Linked DNA regions of Mus musculus: region 2 is linked to region 1. Evidence: chromatin loops called from intact Hi-C (ENCODE). Cell type or tissue: heart. All regions are shown on one strand.

The links. Peaks named below come from ENCODE experiments on the same cell type or tissue, not always from the same donor. Only the 100,000 strongest peaks of a DNase experiment are listed, where the experiment ranks them.
Region 2: a loop joins it to region 1, with 2.3 times the contacts of the local background. A loop is called at or near these places in 5 of 42 quality-filtered maps.

Annotation. Positions count from the first base shown.
Region 1 is chrX:11,995,869-12,003,868 of GRCm38, forward strand. It overlaps Gm34301 (a long non-coding RNA gene), which reads left to right and starts at 6,279. Exons shown (of 4, transcript XR_003953093.1): 1 at 6,279-6,678; 2 at 6,857-6,984; 3 at 7,216-7,543. In heart, CTCF peaks have their summits at 717 and 3,307; a DNase peak (open chromatin) is centred at 3,313; H3K4me3 peaks cover 2,063 bases; H3K27ac peaks cover 5,580 bases; H3K27me3 peaks cover 6,080 bases.
Region 2 is chrX:11,930,879-11,938,878 of GRCm38, forward strand. No RefSeq gene overlaps it. Among named protein-coding and RNA genes, the nearest start is that of Gm52427, 40 kb to the left of the region's middle. In heart, no CTCF peak of the experiment used is centred here; a DNase peak (open chromatin) is centred at 4,623; H3K27me3 peaks cover 2,153 bases.

The sequences.
Region 1 (8,000 bases):
GGCTGACTGGCTACAAATAGAGAACAGTCAGACCTCAGTCCCGGCTTTCCCTTCTGCCTACAGCCTGGGAGAGCTTTCTAAAAAGTGGCAGAACATTGGAGCAACTCCTCAGCAGTGGGAAGAGGATCCTTTCTGGGTCAGTGGGTCAGTGCCCGGAAGCCCACCTCTGGACCTGAGTGTGCTTTCTCATGCCTAGTCGCCCAGGACTTGTGAGGCTGCCGCAGGAGGATGGCGAACTTGAGGGCAAAGCCAAGTGTGGCGGTGCACACCCTTAATGCCAGCACTCATGAGGCAGAGGCAGAAGGATCTCTGAGAGCTCGAGGCCAGCCTGGTGTACATATTGACGTCCTGAACAACTAGGACTACAGAGAGACCCTAACTCAATCAATCAATCAATAAGTGTGAGAACAGTCTGGGCTACAAATCAAGACTCAGCAACAGAAAACTAAAAAGGAAATGGAAGTGGGGGAAGTAGAAGACTATCTCTAGGGGAAAAAAAAATTCCTCACAGACCAGTGTTCTATGCAGAGATACCAGAGCATGACCCCTCCAATTTAGACTGGTGTGACTAAAAACCAGTTGATCTGGGCTGAGGACAGGTGCAGAGTTGAGGTCATGCCCACCCACCCACCCCCAGCCTCAGCCATCATACTACATACACAAGAGAGAAAAAAAATGAAGGCACTCAGGGCCGCCACGCACCATCTGTCTCCCAAATAGTGGCAGTTCAGGCAGGCTTATCAGCCTGCTTCTCTGATCTGACCTGCTCCTGGCCACATCCGCAGTCAGGCCTCGTGCGCCCTTCGCCTTACTGTCCAAGGGGAAAATTCGTCCCTTGCCTGGCTCCTCTTCCCCTCCCTGGCCAGTGTCCAGCAGAAGCTTTTCTCAGAAACTTGGGGGCACACTTATAAAGGTTATCTGGACGATGTATGTATGCCAAAGAGGCAGGCTTCAGTGGATATTAGAGATTACAGACTCTCCTCTTCTCCCCATTTCCACCCCCCCCCTTATTTTTTTTTCTTTTTTTCAAACAGAACTACAGAGGAGGACACCAAAATTCTTGGACCCTAAGGAATTTTAAAAAGGTTATCTTGATTACTTAAGCAGGGGTTTTCTGAGACTCCCAGCCAGTGGGAAAGAAGAGAAACTTCTACAGTTATATAACCCTTTAGCAATTGGTTAGGTAAGACCTAGGGCCTGGGCAAACAGAGAAACCAGGAGTGGCAGTGTGCCCATTAACCCTTTCAAAGCCTAGAAGACAGCCACAGGGAGGGTTGGGTTTGTTTTGTTTTGTTTTGTTTTGTTTTGTTTTGTTTTGAATCCCTAGGCACCCACTAGGCAGTGGTGGCACATACCTTTAATCCCAGCACTTGGGACACAGAGGCAAGTAGATCTCTGGTAGATCTCCGTGAGTTCGAGGCCAGTCTGGTGTACAGAGGGAGTTCCAGGACAGCCGGGGCTACAGAGAACCCCCACCCCCACCCCCACCCCCACCCCAAAGTCCCTAAGGCACTCGGCTACTCTGCCATTTGCTAAAACAAGCCTTCACTCCGAAACCAAAGTTCATGAACCCAACCTTTCCATGTCTGCTTTTACTTCCTCTTCCAGGTCTTCCCAATCTGCTTCAGCTGTGTGCTAAGGAGGAAAGTCCACATTTCTCAGTGCACTGTGGTTGGCCTTCCCAAGCAGGCGAACTCTGTATGTACCCCAGGGCTGCCCAGCATTGCCCGGTACAGTTTCCTATGTATCCCCTGGATGGGAGGAGCACTTGAGACAGTCGGACTGCAGGAGAAAACTGAAGGACTGTCTCCATCTCAGAAACCTTAGCCAGGAGGGGATGGGGGCCTGGTGCTTCTGGTTTGGGCCCAGGGATGCTACACGGGGCAGGAAGCCCTCTCTAAGGACATAAAAACAGAGGATAATCTGCCTTAAATTTTCCCAGCTTTGACACAAAAGGGGGGAAATAGCCTGTACAGTAGGAGAGAGCATCTAGACTAGAAGGTGTAGGGAATATCCCAGGAATTGGCAACCCCTGATGCCTTGCGAACCTGGGACCTAGGAAAAGACCAGGGGCTTTATCTGGCCTTGGGCAGGCTTCCAACCAAGGGGTTCACACAAAGTGAGCCCTCTGCCTCCCCAGAGCACAACCTGGCCCTGCAAGAGCCCAAGAGGACTCAAGTCCCAACACATGGGACCCTCCCAGACCCCACCCAGCCCTCACACCAATCCCAATCACATGGGCGAAGGAGGTCAATGTCGTTCAAGTAATTTCTCTGCGAACACAAGATGGCAGCCTTAAATAAATGCAACCCTGCGCAGCTTTTAATCTTACACATCATTAAATTCCTAATTTACACATTATGTTTTCGTGGGCCAACCCATAACTCATTAGTGTTGAACTCACGAGGTATAAAGACCACGGCACGATGGGCGCCAGAGCGCTGTCACCTGCCTGGGTTAACAGTGCCTGCCTTGGGGGCAGAAGGAAGGCATGAGAGGCGCACTGGGGTGCTAGTCTGGGCCAAGGCCGCAGCACAGGGGACCCGTGGGTACCAGGTTCAAGGTTGCATGTCGTGCTCACAGCGCTGCTGCAGGGTAAAATGTTCCCTCCAACCCTCCCGGGGCCCGCAGGCGCGAGTCCACTCGTGCACACTCACTGCTGGCACATTGGCACCCGGGTGGTGGAGCGGGGCTCCAGGCCTTTCAGGCCTCCTTGGCAGACATTTTCCTATGGAACAATTTCAAACGAGCAGTAAAAAACCAGAAACCACACAGAGTTACAAACTCTGGCTGGTTATGGGGCCCCTTTCTCCACCTCTGGCGGGGGCCCAGGGCCAGGAATTCATCAAAAGGCAAAGTGTACACGCTAAGGGCTGTGGGCGCTCTGTTCTGAGGTCCCATCTCTCCTCTTCTCCTATTGTCGAGCAGAGCAGCCTTAGCCCTCAGTTTTTTGTTTTGTTTTGTTTTGGGGGGTGGGGTGGGAGGGTGGGGGATGGGGGTGAAATGCAAGACCGTGAAAGCTGCTGCTTCCCTTCTAGGGAATGGACAGGCAGGGTCACCCAGTGTAATCTGATCGTCAGCCCCTGGCCTGGGCAAGGCGTACCCTGAAGGAGAGGGAAGCTGTGGCCTGCTCCGGCCTGGGATCTTAGGGACTTGATGTGTGCGCGGGACCGGAGCGCGGACGAGCTGGCCTCGCTAGGCGGTACAGGGCCAAGCCCCTTAGGTGCTTCGCGTCTCAGCCAAAGGCGGCCAGCTCCGCGCCTGCGGCGGAGTGGGAGGGAGGAGGCTGGGAGAGCGCCCCGCCCTCGCCGCCCGCGGTCACAGGGGCAATTACACTCCTCGCTGCAGACGGTTACCAGCTCGCCCGCGCATCCCTCTCCGGCTCCCCTCCCTCCTCCGCACAACTGCTTGCTCCATCTTAGCGAGGGCGCCGCGGAAACGCGGCGGCGGCCGGCGGCCTCTGGGGACTTCCCTAGGCTTCTGGCTCTCCGTGAGCCGCCCAGATCGCTGGGGCGAGGCCGTCGTCCTCCCCACCACCAGCCTGGGGAGCGATTTTGCCGATGGTGAAAGGGCCGCCAAACCCTTCCCCGAGGCTTTGCAAAGCCCCAGCCCCAACCAACGCAGCAACCCCCACTCCTCTCCAATCTCACGGGTGCCAGTAATCCGGGTGCCCCCCTGACCCGTGTGTCCTTTCCTAGTCCCAGAGCACGATTAAATCTCTAGCCCGAAACCTCAGAGGGCTTTAGTCTGCCAGGCAGGCGTCCTCGGCACCAAATTAACAGTCCCCCCCTCCCGCCCCCTATGGCTTCTACAATTCCGGAAGGTGTCTTTGAAGCTGTGAATGAAAACTCGGGTTTTGGATTAAGGCTTTATTTCCACCTAGCTGCGTGATTTGAAGCGAGTTTCTTAACCTTGGATGTTACATCTGCAAAGTGGAAGAAATGACGCCCATCTAAGGGTGGCTGCTTGGACTGGGAAGAGATACATATGGGTAGTAGGTGACATGCTTGGCACAATATCCTGGTGGAAATCATTATTGCCACAAGGCCACAACTGTGGTGACATTAGTCAGATCTCCACCACCACACACAAACCCGAGGCTAAGGCCTGTCGGAGTTCTGGCACGCTTCCTGCAAAACAAGGTGCGCAGAAGCCACGAGCTAGGCCTGAAGGGAGGACAGTGGGAGCGAGGGGTTGCTAACCAAGCGAATCCCTCAGCCATCCTTTACAAATGAATAGGGCTCTGTCTCAAGCTTCCGCCATTCCAACGCCAGGTCTACAACGCCTAAGGCTTAAACCTGGCGCGGCAGTAAATTTAGCCTGAAGGCAGCGCCTCTTGTGGGGCGGGGATGGATGTCTCCTAGCTGGAAGGATGGAAAGCGATCAGGGTAGGGAAAAGGAGTTGCTTCTGGGAAGAAGGGTCTGGGAAAAGAAACATTTCCGGCCGCTGGAGGGGCACTGACGAAAAGAAATAGGACGCAAAAGAAGCCCCCCCCCCCCCAGAACTTGGGCCACTGTGGGAGCCGAGCGAGACAGACTTCCCATCTGGGAAGGGTTGCCTACGGGTAATTGGGTTTGCTCGAGTTGCCTCTATAATTAATAAGTGATTTGACTTGGAGATTGGAAATAGTCATTGAAAGGAAGCCGCAGGCTTAGGGGTGTGAGGCCCGGGAGCCTCCCTCCGAAATCCAATGGCCGAGAAGAAGGACGGTTTGAGGAACAGGACGAATGTGATAATATTGGCATCCAACCTTCTAGTGTTTGAGTAATTCGTTGCTTAGCTACTTTGGATAGGCCATTATTTTGCAAACTGGAAACATTTGCAAGTGGTGATATTTTGCTCTTGCCTGACGCAGGGGCTGCAAACCTACCCCACTCTGCTGAACTCTTCGAAATATATATGCATAAATTGTTCCTAATGAGACCATCTGTTTTTTATGGCCCCTCTGGAAGCAGGAGGAACCCGAGGACTGCTCCGTCTTGCAGAAATCTGTGGCCAGGCAGGCCTGAGAAATAAATAGGGGAGACGAGAACAATACGTCGACAGCGCAGACAGCCGGTTCCGTGGCTGAGATGTGTGCCTGAGATCCCGTGGGTACCCGCCATTTAGGCCAACCCCAGGCAGCTTGGAGCATGGAGATGTTAGGAGATTCTGCTCCGAAGAGGCCCGGGAGCTGCGAAGGGGGTTCACAGAATACAAGAACCTGATTTTTATTTTTTAATTTTCCATGTCTGGAACATAGCCAGAGCCTCAAGGTTGAGCCTCCTCTGGGATCCTAGGACACCAAGATCCTGTGGGTGGCCTCGGACATCGCCCACCAGCCTGGAACCCTGTCTCACGAAAAGGGTAGATAGAGGTGTCCTTGAGCCTCAGGGACTGAGCCTTTACTCCAGGGTTTGCTTCCAGCTTGTCCCAAAGGTTGGGCTTTCTGCTCCGAGTGTCTGGCAGGCCCAGCAACTCGGCCTGAGACCTCGCGGAGGGTGGCTGTTAATTGGGGCAGTGCGAAAGACGCTGCTCCTACCCCTTTGTGGTAGGGGGTGGGGGTCAGGAATGGGCAGTGGGGCTGCTTAATAATAGAGGGGCTGCCCTGGGGAGCCTCAGATATCGGTAACCCCCATGATTAATTCATAACCCTCCATTGCGCCTGGCACCGGCTCGGGTCTTTAATCGGTTGTGAATGTCAGTGAGGCTTCGCCTGAGCGCCGTCTTTTGAATGTGTTGAAGCACACACCAGGAGACAAAGTTGCCATCTGCTCCGGGGACCAAAGCAACTGGGCACTGGAAGGGCTCGTCCTCCCGCTGCTCAGGCTGCCCCTGGGGGCCTTCTCGTAGCCTGACCTAAAGCCAACACAGTCTAAAATATCCCTTATAGCCACCACTACTGGGATTTCAGAGCCTGGGGGAGAGAGAGAGAGAGAGAGAGAGAGAGAGAGAGAGAGAGAGAGAATGGTGGAAACTCCAGCTTGCTACGTAATAGACTGTACCCCATGGGAAGGCAGCTCCGAGGTCACCCAGACCTAGGCCTATGATAATGAGATTATAAAACCCTGCTGTTTGTATTCGGGTAAGTGTAGGGGATAAATAATATACAGAAATGGGGATAATTTAGGAGGGGAAGCCCCTGAAGAACAAAGCTCCTGGCCCTTGGACTCCAAAGAGTCACACAAGTGACAAGTGACCCCTTCTTGCACAGGAGGAAGCAGGGTTGGGGACTTGGAGGGGGAGGGGAAACAGACCTTTTAAAGGGGGGAGGGGAGCAATGGATATGGAAAGGCTCAATGAAAGTCTAACTGTCCTTAGAGGTCTCTGGCTGGCCTCTAAAGAGATGAATCTCAGGACTTTGGGTCAGGGTGGGGAAATAGGCAGCCTCCACTTAGCTTGCTGGGAGAAGCCCTGTGGCCACGCTTCCCCTTATTGCCACCCCCACCCCAGACTGCAGTGTGTGCAGTGTGTTAATCGACCTCTTGGCTATGGACCTTAAGGAGGACCGAATGGCAGAGGCAGGGGGTGGGGTGCCTTCCTGCCACTGGTCTGAGCTTCGGCACTCCCCGGCTACACTTTGAGTTGCCTCTTGTGGCAGAGTCTCCTCTGCAGATTGTTATTCCACACTCCCTCAAGCACCGAGCACCGGGGCTGAGGCATCTACTGAAGGAATTGGAACTGCATCAGCAGCATGGGTGGGTGGGTGGGTGGGATTTAGAAAATAGTCAAAACTGCTTCCCTCTACCCCCCAGTCTCGAATAATTTCCCCTCCCCCTTCCAGGCCACCCCTCCCCTCCCCCCTCAATTCTTTAAGGTTTGCAGCCAGTCTTGTCATATGGTTTTGTTTCTGTGCTACTTTTTTTTTTTATTCAGACACCAAAATTGGACATGTGTAGAAGTAACCGGGCTGGAGAAGCGAGGGGTTCCGACTCAGCACAACGGCTCACTGTACCTTCGCCACTCCAGCCCCAAAGGGACACCATCTTGTCTCCTGTGAATGGGTAGGCCCTTGGAGTCTTTCTCCTCTAAACCTGACCAGCCTGTGTAGCAATTTTCAGAAGCCCCTAGCCCCAACTAAATCTATGTGTATATGGGAGTATGGGGGTATGTGGGGGTTCCCTTTGGATTCAGCAGCAAAGAGCTTGCTATTTTCTATGGAAAGAACCCCACCTTCGGTAGACAATGTTACCTCAAATATGAATGTTTAAAACCCAACTGGTCTTCATACACAGGACTTCTGACAGTTAGAGGTCTCCTCCCGATCTGATGACCCATCTCCAGGTACTCATCTTCACTGGACCTTCCTCCAGCAATTGTCTGCCACTGCAACTCTGACTTTGCCTCCCAGCCAAGCAGTTTCTCTTCCTCCCAGTGGCCTGTGCAGTCTCAAAGGGGCACACTCACAGCACGGAAGCTTCCTGGCCTCCTGCCTCCCTGAGCTGGTTTCCTTTCACAAGCTTTCTTCGAGCTGCTGGGGCCACGGCAATGCCTGCGGCTCCTTTGCAGCTCTCGGTCTCCCTGCAGAGTGTCAGGCTGTGAATCCGCCTTCTCCCTGCAAAGGTCAGGCCTCCTCCTTTCGAGTGGCCACAGTTGGGCTTTGCCCTGCAGAGCTCCCACACTACGGCAGCCTAAATATGGGTTTGGGGGGGGCCATACCCAAGCCCAAGGGGTGCAGGCTTGATGGAGGGAAACACTGCAAACCTCAAAAGCAGTTCAGACTTTCCAGCCAGAGACTCAAGGAGGGAGGGGGGAGGGAGGCTAGAAATGCAACAAGAATTTAGGCCCTTCATTTCCTAGGGAAAGATCTGGAAAGAGGCCTCTGGCATCTGCAATGACAAGCTTTAAAGTGTCCCTGCAGTTTCTAGGGCCAACTCACCCCTGATAGGCTGCAGTTAACTTTAAGCAGTAATCAGAAGCTAACAGCTTTAGGCTTAGGACTCAGTAACCACCTGATACCAAATCAGCTGCAGCTCCCCTCAAAAAGGGACGGGGGGGGGGCAGTCTTTCTACCACCCAA
Region 2 (8,000 bases), 65 kb before region 1:
ACCAGGAAAGGACACAGACTGAGGGTCCTTGTTCAGAGCTTTGAGAACCAGAGTTTCATATATGGGATTTGTTAGGGTTTGCATGTGTGTAATGAGATATCTTGGAGATGGAAACTAAGCCTCAGCTCACAATTCCCTTATGTTTCCGATACAATTTGTCCATGTAGCTTCAAAGTAATTTTAGACAGCGCTTTCAGCTGGGGCTGGCTGCAGCCCATCACAGCTCAAAACCCATCACATGAAGGTTTTGACTTGGGAGCATTTTGAATTTGGGGGATTCAAGATGCTCAATGTGTACAACCAGGAGGGACCCTTTGCAGACAGTGACATCCTAGCCAAGAGCTGGAGTTAGCCAAAGAGAGGAATGGGAGAAGAACTCACTGAAAAGGCTTGAGGCTTTCAAGAAGTGGTGGGAAGTAGCAGATCCCAGAGAACAAGGGAAAGGACACAGGGCAGAAGAAGCTTGCCAGAGCCAGAGCTACATGGTGAGACCATGTCTCTGAAAGATGGGGTGGGGCGCTGGCCTGAAGCCAAACAAGCACAGAGGGCTGATGTATACTCCAATAAAGGTCCTGGTCTTCAGCACATCTGGTACCCACCATGCATCCTGTGAACCCTCAGATGTTCCTAGCCCGAATCACCAAGCCTTCTAGTTCAGGCTGTAAACATCAGTGATGAGAAACAAATGGTCCCCACTCTGCATACTGCAGTGCTGTCTGAGTCTGAGGTAGATTTCTCTCCAGCAGCAGAGCCTGCACAGAGACTAGAGGTGGAGCGGAGGGAGGTGCCACGCAGCTTGAAGGGGAAATAGTGCTAGCACTCGAGGTCCTGGAGGGCAATCGTGGGAGAGTGACTAATTGCATCTGCCTGGCTTGCTGGCTGCGGCACGTCCCTCTCGCTGCACTGTGGAGAACAGACTGGAAGGGTACATGTGCAAGAACAGATGACCGCCAGAGGGGGGGGGGGGGAGAAAGACAGAGAAAAACAGAGAGAGGGAGAGAAAGAGAGGAGAAAGAGAGACAGAGAAAAACAGAGAGAGAGAGACAGAGAGACAGAGAGATAGAGAGGCTGTTGAGACAAGTAGAACGAGACAGAACTTGGAATTCTGAGGTATGGAGATGGGTTCCAGGTTTGTTCGGAAGTCATGGAGGGGGTTAGGAGAGACTGGGAGAAAAGCAAGTGGGGCTGGATTTGTGGAATCCTGAGCCTGAACTTGAAGGCTTGGTGATTCAGGGCCAGGACCATCTGAAGGTTCACAGGATGCATAGTAGGTACTCACATGCCAGGACCTTTATTGCAGTATACGTTGGCCCTCTGTGCTTGCAAATCCTCTTGTGCAGCCAAAACACAAGGAGGTGCGCTGTGAAAATCTAGAATCAGGAAAGAGGTCTAATACCTTCATGGAAGGGCCCTTCGTCACAGCACTACAGAGGGTGTGGAGGAAGAGGCCAGTCTAGATTTCCCTTTCTCAAGAAATCAGAGGTTGAGAATGTAGCTCACAGTCAGAATATTTACCCAGCATGCACTGGCAGATACCCCCTGGGCTCTATCTCCAGTATTATAAAATATTTATTTTAAAACTTAAAAAAAAAAATACAGGGTCTTACTATGTGGCTCTGACTGCCCTGGAACAAACTCAGTGTGTATATCAGACCTCAAAATCACAGAGGTCTTCCTGCCTCTGCCTCCAGAGTGCTGGGATTAAAAGCATGCACCACTACATCCAGCTAACAAGCCAGGGAGATGACTTAGTGTGGGAGGTGGGGCCTTGCACCCAGAAATGCAGCACATCCATTGACTTAGCCATAATCTCCACCTGAAGTCACCTGGACCTCAGAAGGAGCTACTGTGCTTTCAAGGCTACCAGCAAGGATAGGCTGCAGCTCAGCTGCAAAGCACTAGACTCGTATTCATAAGACTATAGGTACAATCTACAGTACTTCCAAAAAGAAAGGAAAGAAGAATACAGAGAGGTGGTGATGCATACATTTAATCCCAGCACTCAGTAGGCAGAGGGAGGTGGATCTCTGAGTTCGAGGCCAGCCTGGTCTACAGGTCTAGTTCTAGGACAGCCAAGGATATACAGACAAATCCTGTCTCAGAGAGAGAGAGAGAGAGAGAGAGAGAGAGAGAGAGAGAGAGAGAGAGAGAAGAAAAAGAAGGTGGAGGGGAAGAAGGTGAGGGAAGGAAGAAAAGAAAGAAGGAATGGGAGAGAGGAATGAAGGAAGGGAAGGAAGAAGACAAATTTTGAGTGAGGTCATCTCCCACTCAGAGCTCTCATGACACCTTGTTTTGGGAGCCAGGATCCAACAGTCAAGAAGCTTGGGGTCTGAATGAATGAAAAAGTCCCAGAAGAAAGGCAACATGGTGTGTGGCGGGGAACAGACAGCTTGACAGTCCAAAATGTCTTCTCCTCGCCTTTTCAATAAGCCACAGTTTACTTGTGGTTCCTAGGCAAATGGTTGGACCTGGAGGGCATCATCCTGAGTGAGGTAACACAATCACAAAAGGACTCAAATAATATGTACTCACTGATAACTGGATATTAGCCCAGAAACTTAATATAGTGAGATATAAGGTACAATTTGCAAAACACATGAAACTGAAGAAGAACGAAGACCAAAGTGTGGACACTTTGCCCCTTCTTAGAATTGGAAACAATCACCCATGGAAGGAGTTACAGAGACAAAGTTTGGAACTGAGACAAAAGGATGGACCATCAAGAGACTGCCATATCCAGGGATCCATCCCATAATTAGCCTTCAAATGATGACACCATTGCATACACTAGCAAGCGTTTGGTGCAAGGACCGTGATATAGCCGTCTCTTGTGAGACTAGGCCGGGGCCTAACAAACACAGAAGTGGATGTTCACAGTCAACTATTGGATGGATCACAGGGCCCCCAATGGAGGAGCTAGAGAAAGTATCCAAAGAGCTAAAGAGATCTGCAACCCTGTAGGTGCAACATTATGAACTAACCAGTACCCTGGAGCTCTTGACTCTAGCTGCATATGTATCAAAAGATGCCCTAGTCAGCCATCACTGCAAAGAGAGGCCCACTGGACAGGCAAACTTTATATGCCCCAGTACAGGGGAACGCCAGGGCCAAAAAATGGGAATGGGTGGGTAGGGGAGTGGGGGCAGTAGGATATGGGAGGCTTTTGGGATAGCATTAGAAATGTAATTGAGGAAAATGCGTAATAAAAAAAAATAAGGGAAAAAAAAAAAGACGGCCTGAAACACACACTCATTTCCCAGCCTCCCTTTTGGACCAGTTTTATCATATGCCTAACCTCTGGCCAATAGGCTGGGAGAGAAGGGAATGTGTACCTGTAACTGAGGTTTTATGAGCCCAGACCCTGTGCTAGGGCATGAATTTCCATTCGGTCATCTACTTCCCAAGTGTGTGTTCTTGTGTTTGTTACTTAACCCCTCTGTGCCTTCTGTTCCTCTAAACCAGGAGTAACAACAGCAGCTCTTTGGTATTATCATATGCAAATGACCTGCACTTAGGAGCAGGGGCTGGCACACAATGGTGATAAGCTTACAGTCACTTTTATTACTGTAACTATTACAACCCTAAAGGGAAGCAGAGCGGCCTCTTCTCTTTCCTCTTCTTTACTGTGTGCTACCAAGGTAGTAGTGATGGCTGGGGTTTTAACAGACATCTTGGTACACAGGTGGCCTTGGGAACTATGGCCATGCATGGACTGGACTAATGAAGAACCTCTTAGGGACATGCAATGGAGAAGTATTTACTCAGACTACTAAACCATAAGAAGCCAAGATAACTAGATTGCACTGGCTGTCACAATCCTGGCTTGGAGTAATGACTGCTCAGAAGAAAAAGAAAGGGGGGGGGGGGGGCGGAAGGAAGGAAGGAAGGAAGGAAGGAAGGAAGGAAGGAAGGAAGGAAGCTAAACACCTTTAATCCCAGCATTCAAGATGCAGAGGCAGGCAGATCTTTTTAAATTTCAGGCCAGCCTAGTCTACATAGTTCCAGGCTAGGAGGGGCTACATAGTGAGAAGGGGGGCAGTTGCCTTATCCTGTGCAGTTTTTGTATTTGGTATGTGTGCATGCATTTGAGCATATACATGTATGTGAATATGCTCACCCATGTGCATGAGTGTACGAGGTCCTGCTCTATAATCCTCTACTTTCTTCTCTTGAGACAGGGTCACTCAGTAATCCACCCGTCCCTGCACATCCCAGTGCTGGCCACACCCAGTTGTTTATTTGAATTTGGAAATCTGAACTGAGGTCCTTAGGTTTACAGGAGAGGTTCTGTTACCCACCGGGCCATCACCCCAGCCACCTCCTCTTTCCCAGCGAGGCTCTTACGTAGCCCGGAATAGTTTCAAATTCAATGTAGCTGAGGGTGACTTTGAACCCCTGATTCTTTTGCTCCTATTTCTCAAGTGCTGCTATTACAGACCAGTGCTACCACGCCGGTTTTATGCAGTGCTGGCAATCCAACTCAGGACTTCGTGGATGCTAGGCAAGCAGGCTACCAACTGAGCCATATCCCCAGCCCCTGTGGAGAAGCTTCTGAAATGCCAGGAGACTTGAGCAGGCTGTGGGAAGCCACTAAAGGTTTGTGAGCAGCGCCTTGGCAGGCTCCCAGCAAGCCCTGGAAGTTTGGCTGACGCTGTGAGTTAATATAACAGAGAAGGGGAAATCGGACACAGAGCAGCAATCAGAGGCCATCAGAAGGAGACAAAAGGACTTTCTGAAGTGGGGGGAGTCCCCAGATCTCAGTGACTCTTCTGTCATAAGCATGTTTGCAAATCACAGCTCATAATTTACAAGCCGCATCCTATGTCTGTCTGGTACTGCTCCAGTTTCCTCCAGCATCCCAAGAAGACAGAGGGCTTTCCCAGTCAAGGTTACGGGTGCTGCAGCTTGACACGGACCAGCAACCCGATACCTGTGGCTGCATGTGGCTCAGAAGCCTGTGCCAGGGCTGGCAAAATTGGCACATGAACCTATCATGGTTGTAGGTGAGGACACTCACAGACCAAGACCATGTAGGGAGAGAGAACTCCAGCTACTGGCTGCTGGCTTTATTCCCTCCATATGACCTCTACTTTCACACTCACAGGCTGTGAGGAATGACAGAGTTCAAACCATGGAGAGTTGCAGAGGTGAGAAGACAATTGCCACACTCCACAGTTGTACTCTGAGAGACCACTGGCTCAAAGAAGCCAAGCACAAAAGCTGAGACTACTTGGCAAATTCACTCAACCAGATTTGTTTAGCTGGTGGTGGTGGTGGTGGTGGTAGTGGTGGTGGTAGTGATGGTGGTGATGGTGGTGGTGGTGGTGGTGGTGGTGGTGGTGGTGGTGGTAGTGATGGTGGTGATGGTGGTGGTGGTGGTGGTGGTGGTGGTGGTGGTGGTGGTGGTGGTGGTAGTGATGGTGGTGATGGTGGTGGTGGTGGTGGTAGTGGTGGTAGTGGTGGTGGTGGTGGTGGTGGTAGTGATGGTGGTGGTGGTGGTAGTGATGGTGGTGATGGTGGTGGTGGTGGTGGTAGTGGTGGTAGTGGTGGTGGTGGTGGTGGTGGTGGTGGTGGTGGTAGTGATGGTGGTGATGGTGATGGTGGTGGTGCGGTGGTGGTGGTGGTGGTGGTGGTGGTGGTGGTGGTGGTGGTGGTGATGGTGGTGGTGGTGATGGTGGTGGTGGTGTGGTGGTGGTGGTGGTGGTGATGGTGGTGGTGGTGATGGTGGTGGTGGTGGTGGTGGTGGTGGTGGTGATGGTGGTGGTGGTGATGGTGGTGGTGGTGTGGTGGTGGTGGTGGTGGTGGTGGTAGTGATGGTGGTAGTGATGGTGGTAGTGATGGTGGTGATGGTGGTGGTTGGATTGGGACTAGTTTGGTCTGGAATGGTCTGGTTTTTTGAGGTAGTCTTAAATAGCTCAGGCTGGCTTCCAACATGCTATATAGCTGAGGCGGCCTTTGAACTTATCTCCAGCCTCTCTGTTCCTTATACTGGAATTTCCAGCACACGGTCCCTGCTTCGTTTTTGCCTTTTTAGAGCTGGCCATCAAACAATACAGTGCTATGCCCCTGAGGTCCTAGTTCAGGAGACTGAGGCAGGAAGGGCATCTGATCCCAGAAGTTCAAAGCCAGTCTGAGCTACATGGTGAGACCCTGGCTTTAAAAAAGTATTCAGGCTGTCTATAATGGAGGTTGGGAAAGTATTCACCTCAATGAGAGGGACTCCTAAGGGCACTATGGGTTCTTCTGAAATATGGGGAAATTCTCTTTTCTTATATGGACAGTAGCCACAGAACTGTAAATATAATAAACTCTCAAGCTGCTCACTAAAGGCCCTAAACACTCTTTACTGTGTCTGCTGTACTGACATCTTCTTCTTTTTTTTTTTTTTTTTTTTTTTTGGTTTTTCGAGACAGTGTTTCTCTGTGTAGCCCTGGCCGTCCTGGAACTCACTTTGTAGACCAGGCTGGCCTCGAACTCAGAAATCTGCCTGCCTCTGCCTCCTGGGTGCTGGGATTAAAGGCATGCGCCACCACACCCAGCTTGCTGTACTATATCTTAAGGAAGAAGAAAATGATGGGGCTGAGAATAAGTGTCAGCTACTGGAGTGCTTACCTAGCATACAGGAGGCCCTGGTGTAGCACTTGGAAGGTAGAGACAAGAGGATCAGAGGTTCAGAGCCAATCTTGGCTATATAGCAAATTCAAGGCTACCCTGGGCTACATAAGACCTTACGGTAGGGTTTGATTGCTGTGAAGAGACACCATGACCATGGCAACTCTTACAAAGGGCAACATTTGATTTGGGGCTGGCTTACAGTTTCAGAGGTTCAGTCCATGATTGTCATGACAGGAAGCATGGTAGCTTGCAGACAGATGTGGTGCTGGAGGAGCCAAGAGTTCTTTTTCTTGACCCACAGGCAACAAGGAGAGACTGAGTGCCATGCTGGGTATAGCTTGAGCATATATGACTCAAAGCCTACCCCCATAGTGACACACTTTGTCCAACTAAGCCACACCTACTCCAACAAGGCCTCATCTCCTAATAGTGTCACTCCCTACGGGCCTAGCTTTCAAACCCAAGTCTATGGGGGCCGAACCTATTCAAATTACCACAGACCTTATCTCAAAAGGGAGGGGTGCTCAAATATAGCAAGGAGAGGGACCCCTCTGAGGAAAAGAGAGCAGTGCGCTCCAGAATGAGCCTTACTCCTCTTCCTCGGGTTATCAGACCCTTGCTGAGCTACATCAGGCCTCTGTCCTACAGGCCCTCTGACAGTTCAGCTCTCCTCTGCTGAAATGCACTTAGGAGAAAACAGTGTCTGTTGCCCAGAAGCCTCTGGGGAAGTAACAAGTAATAAGGCAACACGGTGTAACTGCTCCAAGAGCTCTGCCAAGCAAGCCTTCCTACACTCAAGCCACTGGAGAGGCCCCACGACAGCAGCCCTGGAGCCGGAGTTTAGCATTGGAGGCAGAAGCCATGAAGGAGTGTATGTCGTTACTTGTGTTACCTGCTAAGGCATTGACACCAGCAGTGTTCAAACACAAGCAAGAATAATGGGACATAGAGGGCAGTAACAGAGGCAAAGGGAGAAGCAGTCTAGGAGAGATGACTCATGCCAGGACCCCAGAAGTATGGAGAGAAGACAGGAGGATTGGGAGGTCAGCCTAGGCTGCTTAGCTGGTTCAAGGTCAGTTTGCCCAGGCATTATGCAGCCTGGGCTATATGAGACCCCATCTCAAAGACAGATGAGGAGGAAAAAGATGGGAGAAGGGTGAGGATGAGAAGACCAACTCTGTAGCCCACTACTTTTATGGGTCCCAAGACATTTCTGGTACCTGGGCCAAAGCTCCAGCCTCAGATAATTCCTGGGTCCTCAGAGCCCTGCCATTCCTGCCTTGCTTATCTGGACCCCATCACCCAGTCCTCTCACTTGTCCAACACAGAGAATAATTAACTCAGAATTGCTAAAGTTAGCAGGACCAGATGCTGCAAGCCCGTCA